2 separate regions of the Mus musculus genome follow, and region 2 is linked to region 1. A link is a loop called in an ENCODE intact Hi-C map of the cell type or tissue named here. Cell type or tissue: heart. All regions are shown on one strand. Links, peaks and the distances in the headings refer to the core of each region. The heading gives the core; the rest is flanking DNA. Region 1 holds the start of Dnajc24 (DnaJ heat shock protein family (Hsp40) member C24). Region 2 holds the start of Arl14ep (ADP-ribosylation factor-like 14 effector protein).

The links. Hi-C counts contacts between places; a loop is a spot of excess contacts. Peaks named below come from ENCODE experiments on the same cell type or tissue, not always from the same donor. Only the 100,000 strongest peaks of a DNase experiment are listed, where the experiment ranks them.
Region 2: it touches region 1 in a loop (5-fold over the local background); 2 of 42 quality-filtered maps call a loop at or near these places.

Annotation. Positions count from the first base shown.
Region 1 is chr2:106,000,520-106,005,900 of GRCm38, reverse strand. Dnajc24 (DnaJ heat shock protein family (Hsp40) member C24) reads left to right here and starts at 2,352. Exons shown (of 5, transcript NM_026992.3): 1 at 2,352-2,807; 2 at 3,826-3,972. The coding sequence starts at 3,865. In heart, for the core only: no CTCF peak of the experiment used is centred there; a DNase peak (open chromatin) is centred at 2,620; H3K4me3 peaks cover 1,673 bases; H3K27ac peaks cover 1,189 bases.
Region 2 is chr2:106,971,171-106,976,551 of GRCm38, reverse strand. Arl14ep (ADP-ribosylation factor-like 14 effector protein) reads left to right here and starts at 2,155. Exons shown (of 5, transcript NM_001025102.2): 1 at 2,155-2,280. In heart, for the core only: no CTCF peak of the experiment used is centred there; a DNase peak (open chromatin) is centred at 2,121; H3K4me3 peaks cover 1,690 bases; H3K27ac peaks cover 1,481 bases.

The DNA of each region.
Region 1 (5,381 bases), core at 310-5,309:
TGGTTATCAGCCCCAAGGTCCTTGTGATTCACTTGAGATAGCCTGTCCCCTTTGTGCAATATTGTTTGTTAAGCTTCCTGCTGACTTCATCCTATTGTATGATAGCTTTCTGCTAAGTGTGTCCCATCTCCCTTAAAACCATATATAAGATACTGTACTTCTTAATAAGATTGACTGGTATAAGACATAGTTTGTGCAAGACCTCCTGACATCAGATTTCCTACCCTTTTAATCTTCTCATCCCCTAGTCCACTAGGCCTTGGGTCTCTGTCCCTGGAGTATGACCTTGTCCAGATTAGAAACCCATCACTCAAACTTGAAATGTGAAGCAAGTCAGCTTCCAGTGCTTAGCTTGTCAAATAAGAAAGGTTTCTTCCTCCAGAAGGCTGGCAATTCCACGGGGGAAACAGTTTCAATACATACCTCTAGAGACAATAATACATCACGGAATTGGAAGATTACAAATGAGTATTTTATACAACTTGCCATAGAAGTTGAAAGAAGTACTGTCTAATGATTCAACTACTATAGAAGGTAAATTAATGCCAGAATAAAATGCTAGGACTTTAGGAGGCAGATATAACTCAGAACGTAAAACAAGTGCTACCAATTCTGACAAGCTGAGTTCAGTCCTCAGGTCCCACATGGTAGAAGGAGAAAGCTGATGCCCATAAGTTGTACTCTGACCTCTAGCACATTCTGTGGCATACCCACACATAGAAATGCATGGACAGTAAAAATCAATGCAATTGGAAAAGAGTTATGACTTCATTCTCTAAACCTGCTTTGCTCAATGTTGTAGCTATTAATGATATGAGGCTATTGAAACTGAAAATAGGTAGTCCAGACTGAGAGGTGCTAATTTACATTATTCCATTTTATAATGAAACTATTCTGGATGTCAAATATAATATTTTCAAAGTCTCACATAGAGCTTGAATTTGGGGTTTGCTATATTTCTATTGAATGATGTTGTTCTAAAATGGAAATTAATGATTAGTGATCCATGTCAGAGCCATCTTGAGGAGTTTATTCAAATGTTAATTATTTGGATTATAAGACAAGCCATCTGTTTTTTTTTTCAATGAACTAAACACAACAACAGCAATAAGTTGTTTGTGAAGAAGTGAGTTTTACCAAATATATTTTCAGAAACAGAACCACCAGACTCAATGTTTCAAGTGTCTGAATACATACCCAAGCAAACCACCGATAAGACATCTTTGAAACAGAGAAAGTTAAAGAGAATGTATTTATTGGATGATATCAATTAAATATTGACAGCTTAGGTTGACCAAGGACACCTTGGAGATAAAGCAAAAAGTTCATCTCATTTAGTGCACAATGCTAGAATTCTTGGAGATGAGAATGAAAAGCATTTGTGAGTTCATATGAAAAAACATCAAACAAACTGGCTAAAGAAAATAAATTACACAATAACCTGATGGAATAGTATATCAAAACTTTTGTTCTCAAAATTGGACTTCTTGAACATATTTCTGTATACAGACAAGGGTCAAGAAGGATTATTTGAGGGCTAGGTAAGGTATATGGGGGCTTTCTTATAATATTGTACAGGGAGAGATTCACAATACTCACTATGCATTTTGGTAGGCTCACACACATAGTTTTCTAAGCCCAGGAATGAAGCTAGATCCTGCCACTGTATAATGGTCTTTGCTTTAAACATGACAAAATCTATCCATTGGAGAACCCAATCTGTGCTTTTATATTTAGATTTTAAAGTCAACTGTATCATTCTGCAGTTTTTCCTTACGTCATGCAATGCTCATTACAGTAAATAATTTATCCTATTAGAATATTTCCTACCTAATTTTATCTTTGGTGCTTCTTGAATTGATATTTGGAAGAAATAAGACAAAAGGGAAAGTACATCTAAGAAAGTAGCAACACCAAAACTACTTTGTATTGCCAAGGGAGATCATATTAAGGTCTCAAAACTAAGATGATTCTCATCTCCAGATACAATGGGGGGGGGGGGGGGAGAGAGAGAGAGAGAGAGAGAGAGAGAGAGAGAGAGAGAGACAGAACACAACAGCACAGTTCATTCTGTTAAGAACGCTGTTTCTACACCTGGATAATTATATACCCGGCCTTTGTCCTTGATTTGTTTCCTCATCTACAAAATAGTTCTAGCAACATCTTCCGCAGCTGTCTCACTGGGATGAAGCGAAAGCGACAAAGAGATAGAAAATGGGAAAGGATTTGCAGTTAAAAAATATTTTAAGTCAGTTGTTCAGGTTTAACGGAAATTATTAGGCATAATTTGTTAGCCATCCTCATCCTTATCACCAACTGCCCGTCCCCAGTATAAACAAATAGGACCGGAGTTGCTCAAGGTAAAGTAAGAGGAACCTAGGATGAAGGTGCACCTTAGGAGATGTAGAGGGATGCAACAATCGTGGTGTCGGGGCAAAGGAAGAATTAGAGCAAATTGAGGAAAGGCATTTCTCTGCGTACCTCTCACTGTTGACAAAACCTCAGAAATCCCGACGCGTTACCATAGCGGCCGCGTCTGGACTGGAGGCGGGGCCTTTCAGTAATGTGCACCAACAACTAGGGCGCGACTGGAAACGTACTCCCGCTGTACTCCAACTTCCGGCGGAAAAGAAAGTGGGTTCCGCTTTCCGTCCGGCTGCCGCAGCAAGTGGACTCCTGCTCCAAAGTGAAGCGCCATAAGTCTGACGCTGTGTGGAGCCAGGGGAAGGCATCAGCAGGGACAGCCTCGGTGGGGCGGACGCCTGCCTGTGGACGCCGCGTGTCCGCCAAGCTGCGGCTGCTTCAGGGTGAGTTGGTTTCTAAAGTCTGGAGGACTGTGGCATCCTGGAGTGCATAGCTTCGGGAGCAACGTCTTTATGGGCTGTGAGGATCTTTGCCCCAGCAAGAGGACTCCCCTTTCCCCGAGCCCGTGCGGTGCTGTCATTTTGTGCGTCTTTATTTTTACTCTAGAAGAAAGAAGCGAACCAGGGAAATTCAGGAACTATGTATGTCCTTAACATTTCTTTGGTATTCCATTCCTTTTATCTGTTCGTTTCATACATACTTATTAAGCTCCTGTGTGTTTAGTGAGCACCTGTATGCCAGTTTTGCCATTAGATAAGAAATACCTTTTTAAAATTTTAATTAGGTATTTTCTTCATTTACATTTCCAATGCTATCCCCAAAGTTCCCCATACCCCTCTCCCCCCCCACACACACTCTCCTACCCACCCACTCCCACTTCTTGGCTCTAGCGTTCCCCTGTACAAAGTTTGCAAGACCAATGGGCCCTCTCTTTCCACTGATGGCCGACTAGGCCATCTTCTGATACATATGCAGCTAGAGACAAGAGCTTCGGGGGGTACTGATTAGTTCATATTGTTGTTTCACCTATAGGGTTGCAGACCCCTTTAGCTCCTTGGGTACTTTCTCTAGCTCCTCCATTGGGGGCCCTGTGATCCATCCAATAGCTGACTGTGAGCATCCACTTCTGTGTGACAGCTATATCAGGGTCCTTTCAGCAAAGTCTTGCTAGTGTATGCAATGGTGTCAGCGCTTCTTAGAAGCCTATCCATCACCCAGGCTCATTATCAATTTCTTTTTATAACATTGTAAATTTATTTAGGTGATATGCATATTCCATGAAATATTTAATAGGTTTTCAGTATCTTTATATCCTTGTATCCTTGTACATGGCATTTATGGGACATTTAAAATGGAAATATAGACTTTCTTGGGCTTGCAATTTACTCAAGTAGTAAGGAATCTAGGAGGAATATTTCTTTATTCTGGTTGTAATGAATTGCTGTAACATTTCTGCTGCAGGTCATCAGAGAAGGCTCCCTTCTAGGTCAAAGGACGCTGATGGCTTTGGAGCAGACACTCAAAAAGGATTGGTACAGCATTCTGGGTGCAGACCCATCTGCAAATATGTCAGACCTAAAACAAAAATATCAGAAACTCATATTACTGGTAAGTCTTTTCAGATTTGAAATCATGGTGGGGAAAACAGTTTTTTTTGTTTTTCAGTGCGACCAGAAATTTAAGCTTCAAAACATTTCCATCAATAGGAATCTAGATATTTGTTTGTTCATTTGAACATTTTTGTAGTAGAGGAAAAGGATTTTGACTAGGTGTGGGATAGCATGGTAGTGACTGAGTTAGAATCCCCTGACTCTCTCACTCTCAGAACCTGGATTACTTTTCTCTATTCGTCTCAGATAATTTTGACTGAAATAATCCATGTTGGGTCTCTAAAACCGTTTTTACTTAATAAGTGTTGAAATCCACTGTCCACGACCATACTAGTGAGCACTTGAAATGTGTAATATTCTATGTGTAAAATTGTAGGCCGGGGCCTAGCAAACACATAAGTAGATGCTCACAGTCAGCTATTGGATAGAGCACAGGGCCCCCAATGGAGGAGCTAGAGAAAGTATCCAAGGAGCTAAAGAGATCTGCAACCCTGTAGGTGCAACAACATTATGAACTAACCAGTACCCCGGAGCTCTTGACTCTAGCTGCATATGTATCAAAAGATGGCCTAGTAGGCCATCACTGGAAAGAGAGGCCCATTAGACATGCAAACTTTATATGCCCCAGTACAGGGGAATGCCAGGGCCAAAAAATGGGAATGGGTAGGTAGGGAAGTGGGGGGGAGGGTATGGGGGACTTTTGGGATAGCATTCTAAATGTAATTGAGGAAAATACGTAATAATAAAAAATATTAAAAAAAAAAAGAAAAGTTGTAATGTGTTATATAGACTGTTCTCTGGATTTTGATAATTTGGTAAAACTAAGAACATAGAAATTAAAATTTTTTACACTGATTATATATTAGAATGATAATACTTTTTATGTTCTGGCTGATGAACAGAATGCATGTGCCTGTTTTACAGTAATATTAAAATTTTAAGTAATATATTTAGTCTTTGAGAGCTTCATACAATTTTGATCATCTCTATTTCCCTTATCCCGGATATAATTCCACCTCCCTTACCAACCCAAATTTGAGTTCCCTTCCCTACTTCCCCAACCCACTGAGTCCAGTTTGTGTTGCCCAGATACTCTTGGGTGTGTGGACTGCCCTCATGTGTGGTCCACCTGCTAAGAGTCAGACCTTCAAAGAAAACTGACATTTCTGACTGCAGTTATCAGATGCCAGTATCTCCTCAGGTAGAGGTGGGACTTTGTGCTCATCTCTTCCCGTCCATTCTGGCATTTATAATATCAAAATGTTTTTAATATTGCTTGTGTTTAACATGTATGTGCAGCATTTATTTAATAGTCTAGATTATAGTTCTGTTGTATAGTGATAATATAAGCCTTTAGAAAATGTTTTTCAGTGATAATTATTGTGGTATATAAATTATCTAGAACTT
Region 2 (5,381 bases), core at 77-5,076, 970 kb before region 1:
TATAAGGCATGCCAAAGTTAAAATAAATAGAAAATATGGTGGAACAGAGGGTCACTTGCAGTCAAAATCAGACGAGAAAAACTGTTATCATGATATATCTAAAGTGACAATTTTGTCAGCCCTAATTCAGTCACATTTTTGGAGACATCTAAAATAACCTCATACGTTGCCTACCCAGTACTAGGTATGAGTTGCTGTTCTTCAAGTTGTTGGCTGGGGTGGGGGGTGGGGGTGTCTTATAGACTTCCAAATGACACAGCTGTTTGGAATCCAGGGTGGAGTGAAACCATTGAATTAGACCACTCCACACAAAGAAGGGCTTACTGGTGACCAAGCTATCAAGACTACTGGGGAATAAGGGGAGCAACTGAAGGGCATCTTTGAGCTGATGTAGGCCGCTCACATTGGCTGAGAACTAGATACCTTGCCCAAGGTAGTTGTCATTCAGGGCAGGGTAAAGGAGGCTCCTGAAAGATTAAGGGAGGTTCCTGCCTTTAGGCTTCTAAGTACCTAGCCAGGGTCCTTCTGTTTAGGACACTGTCACCAGCACCACTATTTCAAGGGGCCACTTTGGACCTAACAGAGAGGACCCCACGAAATCCCACTCTTCTGAGGAGCTTTTGATGTTTGATGCCTATTGGTGAAGAGAGTCAATTTTCTTCAGGGATGCATTTCCTGATTTTCTTTCATGGATAGCCTCACATAGCAAATACTGACAGCAATGAATGGACTCTGGGTTTTTAAAAAACAAGCAAACGAAAACAAAACCCAATATACCTGCCTTTACGTGAGAGAAGGTAGAAGGGAGTGGAATCTCTGCCTAGCTGTAGGCATGCCCTAGTCTCTTCCCTTAAGGTCTAATCCAATGGGGCAGGTCAGGGTCTGGCTGGGAGACATCTACTAGGAAGGTAGGTTCAGCTTAAGAGCAAGTTTTCCCTTCCCAGACTCCTTCCAATGCCCCATTCAGTCCTAAGAGCAGAGCCTTGGTTAGGTTTGGCTGACCTCAATGGGTCTGACCTGCTTTCTGAGGCACGACAAAAAAACTGTGTAACTATTTATTGTTCCATCTTTTTCCTTCAGGTGCTGGCCAGAGCTCTCTAACTTAGCATTAGACTTCCTCCTCTTTGCGGAAGTTCCACCTCTCACCCCAAGGCTGTCTGCCACTGAGGCCGGTCATATTTATACTCTACATCTTCCTCTTTGGGACAACTTAAAGATTAACAAATTGCCTGCTCTTGGGTTTTCTTTTTAAAATTCTAATAAGTTGTCCTTGAGTTGTTCTGTTTTAGTTTATTCTTTTATTAATAAAACTAAGATCCCCAGGAAGGAACCCAAATTCCTAGGTTATCATATGTTGACTCTGCAGGGACACCCAAAAATTTCAGGTAATGCTGTCCTCCTTTTTAATCCTTGAGCTGACAAAGAGAACCGAACCCAGTCCTGCACTTCTAGATGACATCACTGGAGGTGGAGTTGATCCAAACACACCATATGTGTCAAATTCTCAAAACCAAGAAAACGTTATATTCATAGCCGCGTGGACTACCTATAGAGTTCTAGGGTCCAGCCTCAACTACCTGGCTGCAACCTTGTCCCAAAATTAAAACAAAAACTCACGCACCTCAAAACAACAATGATTACACCTCTTCTCTCCACCCCCAAAATGTAAAGGTTAATTTCCTGTGGTGTACCTTTTACTCAAAGATCTAGACTTTTTTTTTTTTTTTACAATATATAATAGAGAGAGCGTTTTAGAATATGTTTAGTTGGAATGGATCAAAAAATAAAATGTGAGACTTTAAATAAAAGGTCCATTCCTTGAGTTGCATTTAACTCTCCTCCAGGATTAGGGCTATCTAGGTGCGTTTGTTTGGTGTCCTGCACAGAACAGATTTGCAAACGAAGTAAAGGAAACCTGTGTTTGCTAAGGGCCTCCAAGAGCCTCCCAATTCCCCAACCTCAGGAGAGGATACAAGTTCCCCAAGGCGGGCGAGCAACTGAAGCAACTCTTGCGTTGGATTGAGTCATCCCCCCTTGTCCCCCGCACCCAGCCCTTCCTCCTCCGGAGGCCTCCGGGCTGGCTTCCGCTCTAGGCTCCTCCTGGTTCCTCTCCATGGTACAAGCGGTCTCTCTAGCCGCCCTCGCCGTCCTCTCGGTTTCTGCGCGGGGCCGGCGGTGGTGTGGAAAGCCGAGCTTGGCCTGTGCAGAGACGGTGCTTCCGGAGCCCAGCGGAGACCCGTGGCAGCTCAGGTGGACCGGGCCGGGTCGGGCCGTAGGGCTGTGAGTGGACTCTACCGATGGCACTTGAATGTGGGAGGCCGCGGTGAACCGGGAGGAGTGTTGGGAGGGGAGGCTTGTACGGCGGAAGGGGCTTGTAGCAGCCTGGCACCCGGCTCTACCCTGCACACAGTAGGTCCGCCACTGCATCAGATTGCAGGGTTTTATTTGAACCAGGGCCTCGCCACTGCTGAGCTTCATCCTCAGCTTCTTTGTGAGGACTCACTCGTGCCAAATGTCCTAAACTACCCTCCAACTCATCAAGCCCCTCCTGAGTAGCTCAGATTACAGAAACGAGTAACCAGGCCTGGGGCTTTTAAGTTTTGTTGTTTTGTTTTGTTTTTTGAGACAGTTTCTCTGTGTAGTCTTGGCTGACTTGGAATTCTCTATGTGGACGAGGCTAACCTAGAACTCACAGAGATCCGCCTGCCTCTGCCTCCCAAGTCTAACTTTAAAAACATTTTGTTTTATTACTTTATTTTGTATGGATGGATGTCTTGCCAGTATGTATGTGCCAGCAGTGCGTGGCTGGAGCCCCGACAGATCAGAACAGGGCGTCGGATTACCTTGAAACTGGAGTTACAGGATAGTCTGAGCCACCGGCGTGGGTGCTGGGAATTAACTTGGGTCTTCTGGAACCATCTCTCCAGACCGTCTTTAAAATTCACAATCTTCGCAGTTCTAACCGTGTGATATTTAGTTACGCACTTTGGTGGGTTGAGGGTTTCATTTGTTTCGTTTTGTTTTAAATTTTTTTCTACCCTAGTGCTGTTGATTATGTCTGATGAGTTGAGGCATTGGCAGAGAGTAGGGGCATTAATGAGTGAATCCCACGCGGGGTTGTGGTGGGGATCATTGCAGAGAAGTGGGATCCGATCACATCGATTTCAAGGAGAGTCTGCCATTTGGGACTCTAGGAATTTCTGACCTTGTGTTTATTCAAAAAATTTCTAAAGAGTAAAGTGTCAGAATTTGCTAATTAGAGAAGCCTTGGCTGTTGAGGGAATCCGGTAGTGCCTTGCCTTTGGAGCTTTGCATATAATGCACTAACAAGTAGCAGAGTATGGTGTTGCTGTAAAGCAGAAAGACTGGAAGTTTACTCTTTTACATAGGTTGATGGAAACCTCCGAGGTGAAGGAGGAATTAGTGATGCTTGAAGAATTGATACGAACAAGTGGGGTATACAGATGACTGGATCCCATGGTGGCTGGAGAATATGTGACCCCCGAGCCACCATACTCTGAGGAGGTTTTGCTGACTTGACCTGTGATTGGCCAAACTTGGTGGGCCTAGAGACAATGTAACTTAAAATTGGATTAAGAAATATTTTGTAGCCCGGCATGGTGGCGTAATCCCAGCACTCGGGAGGCAGTGGCAGGTGGAGTTCAAGGCCAGCCTGGTCTACAAAGTGAGTTCCAGGACAGCCAGGGCTATACAAGAGAAACCCTGTCTCAGGAAAAAAAAAAAAGAAGAAGAAGAAGAAGAAGAAGAAGAAGAACAACCTGGAGTAGGTCATTTAGTTAAATCCTTGTCAGAGTTATTTTTTGCTGTTTGGAAAACAAAATAGATGCATAGACAATGCCACACATCTATGAAGGGCCTGCAGACCCACTGATCCATTCAGGCATTAAAGTATAGTGCTTTTGGTGTTAATATTTGTCATTAAGAACGTCTAACTGGCCAACAAGCCCCAGGGACCCTCCTGCCTCCGTTTTACCAACACTGGGATTACATTTGGGCACCAGAGCACTTGGCTTGTTTGCTTTTGCAGGTTCAATGCCTGGGTCCCTACACTTGTGTGGCAATGGCAAGCAATGTACTGACTGAGCCATCCTGTCTGTTGCCAACAGTCTTGTCTAGGAAAGAAACTCCATCCCTCCCGTAGGAAATTTAAACTGAGCAGTTCCTGTAAGTTGTTCTTCAGGAAATCTATTTTAACTCAAATAAGAAGAGCTAGAACCAAAGAAGGCTTTGCTTCCTAAAAGGCTCTGAAAATGGAGGTGCCAAATTTAGCAGATAAAAAGAAAGATACCGGGGCTGGTGAGATGGCTCAGTGGGTAAGAGCACCCGACTGCTCTTCCGAAGGTCAGGAGTTCAAATCCCAGCAACCACATGGTGGCTCACAACCATCCGTAACGAGATCTGATTCCCTCTTCTGGAGTGTCTGAAGACAGCTACAGTGTACTTACATATAATAAATAAATAAATCTTTAAAAAAAAAAAAAAAAAAAAAAAAGAAAGATACCTGACTGTGCACTTAGATATGAATTTCAGACAGATGGGATTAACCTTTTAGCAATATGTAGGACATAACTGATAAAAGCACAAATATGCAGATTTAGCTAATAATTCTGTATCTGGCAACAACTGTTGAAAATTCTCCTTTAACCATGACTCCAAAGAGATCCTTACTTTAAAAAACAAAAAAAACAAAAAAAATGCAGTGACTGGGACTGAAGAGATGGGCCAGCAGTTACAAGCGCTGGCTGCTTTTCCCAAAGACCTGGGTTGAACCCAGCACCTACATAGCAGCTAACAACTGGAACTCCGGTTCCATGGCATCTGATGCTCCACTTTCTAGCCCTGCAGCCATGTAGGACACAGACATTCGTGTATGTAAAGCAACTATACACGATTTGCTTTTTCGGTTGGTTGGTTCGTTTCAAATGCAGTGATTAGATGGACAGTTTAATTTTCTACAATTGACCCATCAAAAATTATAGTACTTTAAGGACTTGGATTTCTAAACATAAACTTCCTGAGTTCTAAGATGACCTTTCCCCCTCTTTTGAGACAGTTTCTAGCCCAGGCTGGCCTCCAGGGAGGGAGCTGAGGAAGACCTTGAGTTTCTTTTTTTTTTCTTTTTTTCTTTTTTTTTTTTTTTTTTTTTTTTGATTTTTCGAGACAGGGTATCTCTTTATAGCCCTGGCTGTCCTGGCTGTCCTGGAACTCACTCTGTAGACCAGCCTGGCCTCGAACTCAGAAATCCGCCTGCCTCTGCCTCCCGAGTGCTGGGATTAAAGGCGTGCGCCACGCCCCCACGCCCGGCCCGACCTTGAGTTTCTAATCAGCCAGCCTCCCAGATGCTGAGACAGTAGGAGTAT